Regions from separate parts of the Homo sapiens genome. Here region 2 is linked to region 1. The links are chromatin loops, found by intact Hi-C in ENCODE. Cell type or tissue: OCI-LY7. All regions are shown on one strand. Links, peaks and the distances in the headings refer to the core of each region. The heading gives the core; the rest is flanking DNA.

The links. A loop is a pair of places that touch in the nucleus more often than their neighbours do. Peaks named below come from ENCODE experiments on the same cell type or tissue, not always from the same donor. Only the 100,000 strongest peaks of a DNase experiment are listed, where the experiment ranks them.
Region 2: a loop joins it to region 1, with 5 times the contacts of the local background. A loop is called at or near these places in 23 of 110 quality-filtered maps.

The regions. Positions count from the first base shown.
Region 1 is chr12:31,400,103-31,405,486 of GRCh38, forward strand. DENND5B (DENN domain containing 5B) reads right to left here. Exons shown (of 21, transcript NM_144973.4): 15 at 2,396-2,541. Among named protein-coding and RNA genes, the nearest start is that of LINC02387, 33 kb to the left of the region's middle. RefSeq lists an enhancer at 5,009-5,148. In OCI-LY7, for the core only: a CTCF peak has its summit at 3,193 (motif pointing right); DNase peaks (open chromatin) are centred at 3,219, 4,279 and 5,119; H3K4me3 peaks cover 52 bases; H3K27ac peaks cover 1,665 bases.
Region 2 is chr12:32,309,753-32,315,136 of GRCh38, forward strand. All of the region lies in intron 4 of BICD1 (BICD cargo adaptor 1), which reads left to right. Among named protein-coding and RNA genes, the nearest start is that of FGD4, 87 kb to the right of the region's middle. In OCI-LY7, for the core only: CTCF peaks have their summits at 2,519 (motif pointing left) and 2,718; a DNase peak (open chromatin) is centred at 2,519.

The DNA.
Region 1 (5,384 bases), core at 170-5,169:
TGTGCCTTGAAGGGTAAGAATAATTTCTAAAAACAGGAAAAAGATGCTATTTAGATTTTGTTACAAAGAGGTCAAGAAAACAATTATAGATTTTAAAAATCACTGACACTGATATTCTTTTCTTTTTTAGAAAATTTTTTGTGGGTACACAGTAGGTATATATATTTATAGGGTACATGAGATGTTGATATTTTTCTGTTCCAATAAGATACTAAGGCAGAACTGACCTCAGACCTCATATACTAGAAGTCTTTGAAGCTATTTTTTAAAAGGCATAGTTATCAATAAGTTATCTTCACTGGTCCTTTGTGGACAAGTACAAAATAAAGCAATGATAATAGGAATAGCAAAAATGAATACTAATTAAATTCTGACTTCTAAAATCTGATAATGAAAAGATCACTGACCCCAACAATGTGCTGGATGACAACATCAGAATTGTAAGTTCTTTTTTTTGGTTAATTTTAATTTTTAATTTTTATGGGTACCTAGTAGATGTGTATATTTATGGATTAATTGAGATATTTTGATATAGGCATGCAATGCCTAATAACTGTATCAGGGTAAATGGGGTGTCTGTCACCTCAAACATTTATCATTTGTGTGACAATCCAATTATACTTTTAGTTATTTTAAAATGTACAGTTAAATTATTGTTGACTATAGTCACCCTGCTGTGCTAGCAAATACTAGGTCTTATTCACTCTATTTTTTTGTACCCATTAGAGCTACGAGTTTTTTTTTTTTGTTTTTTTTTTAGACAGAGTTTCGCTCTCGTTGCCCAGGCTGGAGTGCAATGGTGCAATCTCCGCTCACCACAACCTCCGCCTCCCGGATTCAAGCGATTCTCCTGCCTCAGCCTCCCGAGAAGCTGGGATTACAGGCATGTGCCACCATGCCCGGCTAATTTTTGTGTTTTTAGTAGAGAGGGGGTTTCTTCATTTTGGTCAGGCTGGCCTCAGACTCCCGACCTCAGGTGATCCGCCTGCCTCGGCCTCCCAAAGTGCTGGGATTACAGGCGTGAGCCACTGGCCCGGCCAGAGCTACGAGTTCTTAAAGCACTTTATTCTTTGTATCTCAGTGAGAAGGCATCACCATGCTCTAACTTAGGGATGATGGCATCTTGAATTAGTTGTGCAGCAGAGATGGAAAGAAGTAGGTAGACATGAGAGAGACAGCTTAGAAATGGCAATGATGGGGGTTTTAATGTACTTTCATTATTGTTAGATGAAGAAAAGCCAAGGGTTTTAATATTTTATATACAGGTGGCTTTGAGTCTACTGCATGGATAAGGCCAAACTGGGCTCCTGGGGGCGGGAGGGCATCATGACTCTAAGTGGAAACTGCTATTTCGAGACCCCAAGGAACATGAGAATGGGACATTCAGTTCGTACCATTTCCTTCCTCAAACACAACAATTATTTGTCCTCTTCCTCCACCAAGATCAACCTGTGTACAGGCTTAACCCCATGGAACTATTTCACCAAGTAAGACTGAAAATTGACTACAATATTAAAAGGTGGCTGTTTGTTTTGTTTTGTTTTTTGAGACACAGTCTCACTCTGTCACCCAGGCTGGAGTGCAGTGGCACAATCCTGGCTCACTGCAACCTCTGTCTCCTGGGCTCAAGTGACCTCAGCCTTGCAAGTACCCAGACTACAGGTGCATGCCACCATGCCCAGCTAATTTTTGTATTTTTTGTAGAGATGGAGTCTCACCATGTTGCCCAGGCTGGTCGTCTCAAACTCCTGGGCTCAAGCAATCTGCTCACCTTGGTCTCCCAAAGTGTTGAGATTATAGGCATGAGTCACTGCGCCTGGCCAAAAGGCATTTTTATAGAATCATTCTATAAATGTCACCATGTGGTCTAAAACCAGTAAGCAGATGCTTGAACCCAGGAGGTGGAGGTTGCAACGAGTGAAGATCACACCACTGCACAGCCTGGGCGAAAGAGCAAGATTCCGTCTCAAAAAAAAAAAAAAAAAAATCCATAAGCATGAATATCAGCTCTCCTGTCCTTTTGCCAAAGGATGACCAGGTTTGGGCAGAAAACATTTTACAGTAGGGAGGAGAACCACCGCGGGGAAAACATTTATTTGAATATTTCCTGCTTGCTAGAATCTGTGCTAGACCCTGAAAATAGTAGGAGAAGACCTAGAAAGCCCCAAAGCACATCATTACAAGTGAAAAATAGAGCTTAACAATGAAAATGCAAAACAAATTAGTATATAAGCTGCTTAAGACAACTTTAGACATATAATCACAAAAATGATCCTGCACGCTTTGAGTGTTCCTCTATTTTATTTGATTCAAGGAAAAATGAAAAAGCCAGACAGAATCATCTGTAAAACTACACGTGATACATTCTTCTAGGAAAGGTATTAGCTGAACCTACCTCAAAGGTCATTTCGAGGAGGTTTTTGGGAATCTGCATTACTCCTGTGTCTCCCAGCTCTCCTGATACACAGATCCAAGGGTTTGATGTGATTATTGCATTGCTCAGCTTTTTGATTGGGATGATCACTGACCTATACGGAATCACTGAAAGAAAAATGCAGAAATTAATTAAAAAGCGGGAATAAAATTCTCCTTATAACAAAACATATATTAAGAACTCTTGTTGGTTTTCATTGATAATTTGCTTTTTATGAGCTATCAAGATGTACTTATACGAAAAGTTGAGATCATAACCTTTCAGTCTAGAAAGATGAGATCTAGTTTGCAAACCAGAAGTCTCAATACTCGTAGCAGTGGTTTTCACAGCATGTATATCATCATGTATGTATGATGCATATATCAACATTAAACGTATGAACAATCTCAAGCATTAGCACGAGAATACCTAAAGATGTGAACACTGACTGTGTATATTGTGTTTTCATTGCTTAAATTTTCTTAAAAATTAATTTTGTAACAAAATTGAATAGAAATGAACATGATTACTGATATGGTTTTATATAAAAAGAGGGGTGGATGACTTCTTGGACAGTATTGAGTTTCTTGGGCAATGCTTTAAAGCACTGCATTTCAGAACTTTCCTGTCCCAAGTTTACAGAACAATATGCAAAAACCACAAATAATAAACAATGGAACCTCCACTCTGGACATATCGTGAAGTCTATAAACCACAACTTTGAAAGCTATTAAGGTGACTCACACGCAAGAGGAGCCCAGGGAGGCTCTTCCACAGACAGACCACTAGATGTCACTGCCCTATCACTGTCCTTTGCTCAAATGTGGAAGCACGAGAGGTTAGATGTTATGCATGTCCTCCCTTCTTTTTTTTTCTTTTTTTTTTTTGCCAACATGGCAAAACCCCGTCTCTACTAACAGTACAAAAATTAGCCGGGTGTGGTGGCAGGCGCCTGAAATCCCAGCTACTTGGGAAGCTCAGGCAGGAGAATCACTTGAACCCGGGAGGCAGAGGTTGCAGTGAGCTGAGATTGCACCACTGCATTCCAGCCTGGGCAACAGAGTGAGACTCTGCCTCAGAAAAAAAAAAGAAAGAAAAAAGAAAACGGCTGGATGTGGTGGCCTGTAATCCTAGCACTTTGGGAGGCCGAGGTGGGTGGATCACAAGGTCAGGAGCTTGAGACCAGGCTGACCAACACGGTGAAACCCCGTCTCTACTAAAAATACAAAAATTAGCCAGGTGTGGTGGCACACACCTGTAATCCCAGCTACTCAGGAGGCTGAGGCAGGAGAATCGCTTGAACCCGGGAGGCAGAGGTTGCAGCGAGCCGAGATTGTGCCATTGCACTCCAGCCTGGGCAACAGGAGTGAAACTCCATCTCCAAAAAAAAAAAAAAAAAAAAAAAAAAAGTGCAGACAGGGCCAGGCACGGGGGCTCATGTCTGTAATCCTACCTAGCACCTTGGAAGGCTGAGGTGGGCAGATCACTTGCGCTCAGGAGTTCATGACCAGCCTGGGCAACAAAGTGAGACCTTGTCTCTATACAAAATAAAAAACATAATTAGCCAGGTCTGGTGGTACACACTTGTAGTCCCAGCTACTCAGGAGGATGAGGAGGGGGGATCCCTTGAGCCAGGGAGGTCAAGGATGCAGTGAACTCTGATCCCACCACTGCACTCCAGCCTGGGCAACACAGCGAGACCCTATCTCAAAACAAAAAGGGGGCAGATGGTTTAAGCACATAAGCATTTTTGTCCATCACAGCCATACATTTCTGGTTTTTTGTTTGTTGGTTTTCTAGAGACAGGATGTAGCTCTGTCGCCCAGTCTGAAGTGCAGCAGCCCAATCAGTGTTCACTGCAGCCCTGATCTCTGGGGCTCAAGCAATCCTCCCATCTCAGCCTCCCCAGCAGTTGGGACTACAGGTGCACGCTACCACACCTGGCTAACTTTATTTATTTAGAGTTTCACTCTTGTCGCTCAGGCTGGAGTGTAGTGGCACATTCTTGGCTCACTGCAACCTCTGCCTCCTGGATTCAAGTGATTCTCCAGCCTCGGCCTCCCAAGTAGCTGGGATTACAGGCGTCTGCCACCTCGCCCAGCTAATTTTTGTACTTTTAGTAGAGAAGGGGTTTTGACATATTGGCCAGGCTGGTCTCGAACTCCTGAACTCAGGTGATCCACCGGCCTCAACCTCCCAAAGTGTTGGGATTCCAGGCATAAGCCACCGCGTCCGACCTCTAGCTTTTTTTTTTTTTTTTTGAGACAGAGTTTTGCTCTTGTGGCCCAGGCTGGAGTGCAATGGCATGATCTCGGCTCACTGCAACCTCTGCCTCCCGGGCTCAAGCGATTCTCCTGCCTCAGCCTCCTGAGTAGCTGGGATTACAACTGCACACCACCACGGCCAGCTATTTTTTGTATTTTTAGTAGAGATGCGGTTTCACCATGTTGACCAGGATGGTCTCGAACTCCTGACCTCAGGTGATCTGCTCACCTCGGCCTCCCAAAGTGCTGGGATTACAGGCATGAGCCACCGTGCCCGGCCCCTAGCTAACTTTTTAATTGTTCTTTTGTTGAGACAGCATGTCACTATTTTGCCCAGGCTAGTCTTGAACTGGACTCAAGCGATCTTTTTGCCTTGGCCTCTCAAAGTGCTGGAACTCCAGGCATGAGCCACTGCACCTGGCCTGATTGTAAAATTTTAAAGTTTTTTTTTTTTGAGACACGGTCTCGCTCTGTCACCCAGGGTAGAGTGCAGTGGCACGATCTCAAGCTTACTGCAATCTCCACCTCCTGGGCTCAAGTGATCCTCCCACCTCGGCCTCCCCAGTAGCTGGGACCAGAGGTGTGCACCACTACGCCCAGCTATTTTTTTGTAGTTTTAGTAGAGGCAGGGTTTTGCCATGTTGCCCAGGCTGGTCTCAAACTCCTAAGCTCAAGAGATCTGCCTGCCTTGGCCTCCCAAAGTGTTA
Region 2 (5,384 bases), core at 269-5,268, 910 kb after region 1:
TGGAACGTGACAGTTTGTATTTTCATTTTTTTTTATTATTATTATACTTTAAGTTCTAGGGTACATGTGCACAATGTGCAGGTTTGTTACATATGTATACATGTGCCATGTTGGTGTGCTGCACCCATTAACTCGTTATTTACATTAGGTATATCTCCTAATGCTATCCCTGACAGTTTGTATTTTCATAGTTCCTTTATCTCTTAGGATTTCTCCTGGCCTGGATCCAAAACACTGCATGGGAGAGGCCGCCTTGTGCCTCTAATCCAACAGCTGTGCTTAGCTAACAGCTCATGACAGTGTAGAGGGGCACAGGCAAGGCTGTAACTCCCTGAACCAGGTGATATGCAGCAGTTCAGGTTTTCTTCCTTCTGATCAAGTACCCCTTTGATGGAGTAAGTTCAAGAGATCTATAGTACAACACAGTGACTGTAGTTAATAACAATGTATTGTATTGAAAATAAAAGAGTAGATTTTAAGTGTTCTCAGTGTTGTAGAACCCCTAAATGTAGGTCCACGTGTTGGATGGGCAGTAAGCCAAATACTGACACATCAGTGCTTAGCAGCAGAGAAAGGTGTATTCATTTTTCCAAAAATGACATTGTGGGAGAGGCAATCGGTCAAATCCTACCTGCCTTTGAACGTAACTGGGGGTTTTTGTGAGTAAGGCAGCTGTGCAGGAGAATGAAATCCCCCAATGATCAAAGTTGTTTGTGTCCCGCAGCTCAATCAGACTTCTGGATGCCATCAAGGAGGTCTGCATGACCTAAGGATCATTGTTCTTTGAAAGGAAAACAAGTTCATTAATCTTACTGGCTGCCAGGGTTAGGATGCAAAGTTAATCAATTATTAGTGACTACCGTCTACCGAATGACTACGTGCAAGCAGTCATGCATGGAGGAAGAAAAGGACAAAGAGAAAGGAAAATAAGTAAAAAACAAACGTTTAATGATTTTGATAATATAGGCTCAGTTACATCACCACAAACATGATAAGTATGTCAGGTCATGCATGTCATAATTAGCTCAATTTCCACTTTGCCTACATATTTCAAAACATCATGTTGTACATGATAAATATGTACAATTTTTGTCAGTTAAAATAAATACATTAATTTGTTTTTAAAGAACTCCTTTGAAAACAGTATACCTAGTCCATATACCCTTTCGGCCTTTTCTTCTCCTACAAGGCTCAATGTATGCCCATGATTTATGTTTTCCCATCCATAGGTATTTATTTAACCTGGTTCCAGGAAAAAAAAATGCCTCTGTCGACGAAGCAAGTCAAACTCTGTAAAATATTTTAAGAGATTTATTCTGAGCCAAGTATGAGTGACCATGGCCTGTGACATAGCCCTCAGGAGGTCCTGAGAACATATGCCCAAGGTGGTCGGGGTACAGCTTGGTTTTATATATTTTAGGGAGGCATGAGACATCAATTAAATACATTTAAGAAATACATTGGGCCGGGTGCGGTGGCTCACGCCTGTAATCCCAACACTTTGGGAGGCCAAGGTGGGTGGATCATGAAGTCAAGAGATTGAGACCATCCTGGCCAACATGGTGAAACCCCATCTCTACTAAAAAAAATACAAAAATTAGCTGGGCATGGTGATGCATGCCTGTAGTCCCAGCTACTTGGGAGGCTGAGGCAGGAGAATCACTTGAACCCAGGAGGCGGAGGTTGCAGTGAGCCGAGATCGCGCCACTGCACTCCAGCCTGCGACAGATCAAGACTCTGTCTCAAAAAAAAGAAAAAAGAAAGAAATACATTGGTTTGGTTCAGAAAGGTGGGACAGCTCACAGCGGGGGCTTCCAGGCTATAGGTAAATTTAAACATTTTCTGGTTGACAATTGGTTGAGTTTGTCTGAAGGCGTGGGATCAATGGAAAGAAAATGTTCAGGTTAAGATAAAGGATTGTGGAGACCAAGTTTTATTGTGCAGAGGAAGCTCTCAGATAGCTGACTTCAGAGAGAGCAGGTTGTAAAATGTTTCTTATTGCACTTAGAAGGGTGCCTGGCTCTTAGCTGATTATCTCCTGGATCTGGAAAGGAAGGAAGGAAAACAAAGCGGGGAAAGGGGATTCTCTACAGAATGTGGATTTTTCCCACAAGAGACTTTGCAGGGCAATTTCAAGGTATGGCAAGGAAATATATTTTGGTTTTCTTTCTTTGCCAGTATCAGATTGGAAAGTAACTCTTGATATACAGGGTTAAATAAAACGCATCCGATGAGAATTTATGGTTTGTAGGGCATGAACTCCCCAGACCCCTTAGATAGGAATTTGGGCAAGATAAAAAAAAATCAGATCTTAGTCCTCACCTCTGCCTTAATTATCAGGAATGTTGAGTGAATTGTTTTGCTTCTCTGAGGCTCATTCAAAAGGGGAAGGTAATAAATTAGCCCCACCATTTGTCTCTGCCATGCCTTTGTTGGAACTATGGAAAAAACAAAACAAAACAAAAATCAGGTCTCCTTCTTGAAGCCATCATACTGCCATCTGCTGGGAAATGGTAATAACAAGTATAAACATTTATAGCTACTACAATTTAAATAGCACCTCCTGGAGTTGTTTGCATACAACCTGCAGACTTCTGCATTGAAGCCCTGGTGATAATGCCATGCCTCCTCTGTAGAATTGTGAGGACCAAATGGGATGGTAAATATGAAACTGTGTATAAGTCATAACATTTTATAAATTATTATTGTCCTGGAAACTGCCATCAGGTTTCGAGATGCCAAGAAGGTCCCCACTATCCCTGTGTATAAACGGTCAATACATAAATTATAAAAAGTATGGGAAAGGCAAGTGGTGGTAAGCCTGTATCTAAATTAGGGAGAGCTTTTTCTCAGAATAAATTAGAGTGAATATTTTACTGAATTGTATGCCTTCCTAGGTTATGGAATAAAATACAGGAATATTTTAAACTTAGCTAATCATGCTAAGTTTCACATAATACAGAAACATATACACAAAAAATACAGTAAGAAAACATTTTGATTCACCTCAGTCTCTATAAACTTGACAATAGTCCTTGATAGTGAATAGTTCAATGAGTGTCATCCTTTATTCATGAGAGAAGTTTTTCAGAGTATTATCGGATAAATTATTTTGGTTTTTTGGTGCCCTCAAGACCTCATTATTTCAAATAGGTTGTAATTGACATTTTCCAGTGGCAGTCAAATACCTTAATTAGTTTTATTAGAATGAAAATAAGTAGATTCTGTCTGGAAATACTAACTAAATTACTTAATCAATTTAAAGGTGTCCTGTATGCTTGTGCTGAAATTTCTGTCTTTGATAAATAGCCTCTAACTTTACATCTGCATAGAGTCAAACTAAGCAGGGGAAAACTCTTTGGATTTTTTTTTTCAGTATTATGCTGGGTATATAATTTCACATGTAGTATGAGAAAACAGTAATGTTTCTGTAAAACTAAAATTAATATATTCTGTTGCATCCTCATGGATGTGGAAGAAATATATTCATATTATGTTTTGATCCACTCTATTAAAGGCAATTTTAGTTTTTTCTATAATGATTGATGTTAAGTGGTGATGGTAATTTGCTATATGTCCCATAAGAGTTCAAAGCAATTTTTATATATTTGCTTAATTGGTTGCTGCTTATAACAACTGTATGGGGTAGAGAGTATTATTATCTTCATATTATAGATAGGGAAACTGAGGCATGACTGTGTTATGTCATTAGTTCAAGGTCAAAAATCTAGTAAGTGGAGTTGCTACACAGAGACAGTCGAACAAGTGAAATATTATCTCTGCTTAAACACTCACAGAATATTTATAGGATGACATTAATGAAAACAAGATTGGTTAGTTCTTGGGTTCTGAAACTTAAAGTGACAAGTATAATTATTTCCTAGTACAAAGCTGACAAATGGCTAAACTATTACAGATTTTATAGTTAGAGATTACAAACTAGCTGGGCGCAGTGGCTCATACCTGTAATCCCAGCACTTCGGAAGGCTGAGGCAGGAGGATAGCTTGAGGCCAGGGGTTTGAGACCAGCCTGGGCCACATGGCAAAACCCCATCTCTACCAAAAATACCCAGAAAAAATTAGCTGGGCACGGTGGTGCGTGCCTATAGTCCCAGCTACTAGGGTCGCTGAGGTGGGAGGATTGCTTGAGTCTGGGAGGAGGTCAAGGCTGCAGTGAGCCATGACCATGCCACTGCACTCCAGCCTAGGTGAAAGAGCGTGACCCTATCAATAAATAAATAAAATAAAAATAAATGGAATCATACAATGTGTGGTCTTTTGTGACTGGCTTCTTTCACTTAGCATAACATTTTAAAGGTTCGTCCATGCTGTAATATATCAGCACTTCATTTTCATTTCTTTCTGTTGTCAAATAATACTCCATGGTATGCAGATACCACATTTCATGTAACCATTCATCAGTTGATGGACACTTTAGTTGTTTGTTTTTTTAGCTATTATCAATAAAGCTGCTATGAACATTTGTGTACAAGTTTTCGTGTGCACGTATGTTTTAATTCCCGGGGGAGTTAATACTAGAGGTGGAAATGCTGGGTCATATGGTAATTCTATGTTTTACCTTCTGAGGAACTGCTAGTTTTGAAAACAAATCGAGTGTACCATTTTTTTATCCCCACCAGCAGTGTATGAGTGTTCCGATTTCTCCACATTCTCACTAACACTTGTTATTATGTGCCTTTTCAATCATAGCCATCCTGGTGGATGTGAAGTGGTATTTCATTATCATCTTGACTTGTATTTCCTTGATGGCTATGATGTTGAGCATCTTTTCATGTGCTTATCTGCTCTTTTATATCTTCTGTGGAAAAATGTGTATTCAGATTATTTTTTGACTGGGTTGTCTTTTTATTTCTGAGTTGAAAGTGTTCTTTACTGATTTGGATACAAATCCCTCATCATAAAAGTGATTTATGATTTGCAAATATTTTCTCCCATTCTGTGGGTTGTCTTTTCACTTTCTTGATGGTGTCCTTTGATGTACAAAGGAGTTTTTTTTTTTTTAAAAGAGATGGGTCTCACTATGTTGCCCAGGCTGGAGTGCAGTGGCTATTCATAGGCACAATCATAGCACACTGCAGCCTCAAACCCCTGGACTCTCCTGGCCTCAAGCAATCCTCCCACCTTAGCCTTCTGAGTAGCTGGGACTACAGGCGCATGCCACTATGCCCAGCTAAAAAAACTTTTTAATCTTGATGTGTCTAGTGTATTTTTTTCTTTTGTTGTTTGTGCTTTTGGTGTCATACAAAACTGTTGTCTAATCTAAGGTCATGAACATTCATGGCTAGGTTTTCCTCTAAGAGTTTTATAGTTTATCTCTTACATTTAGGTCTTTGATCCATTTTGACTTAATTTTTGAATATGAT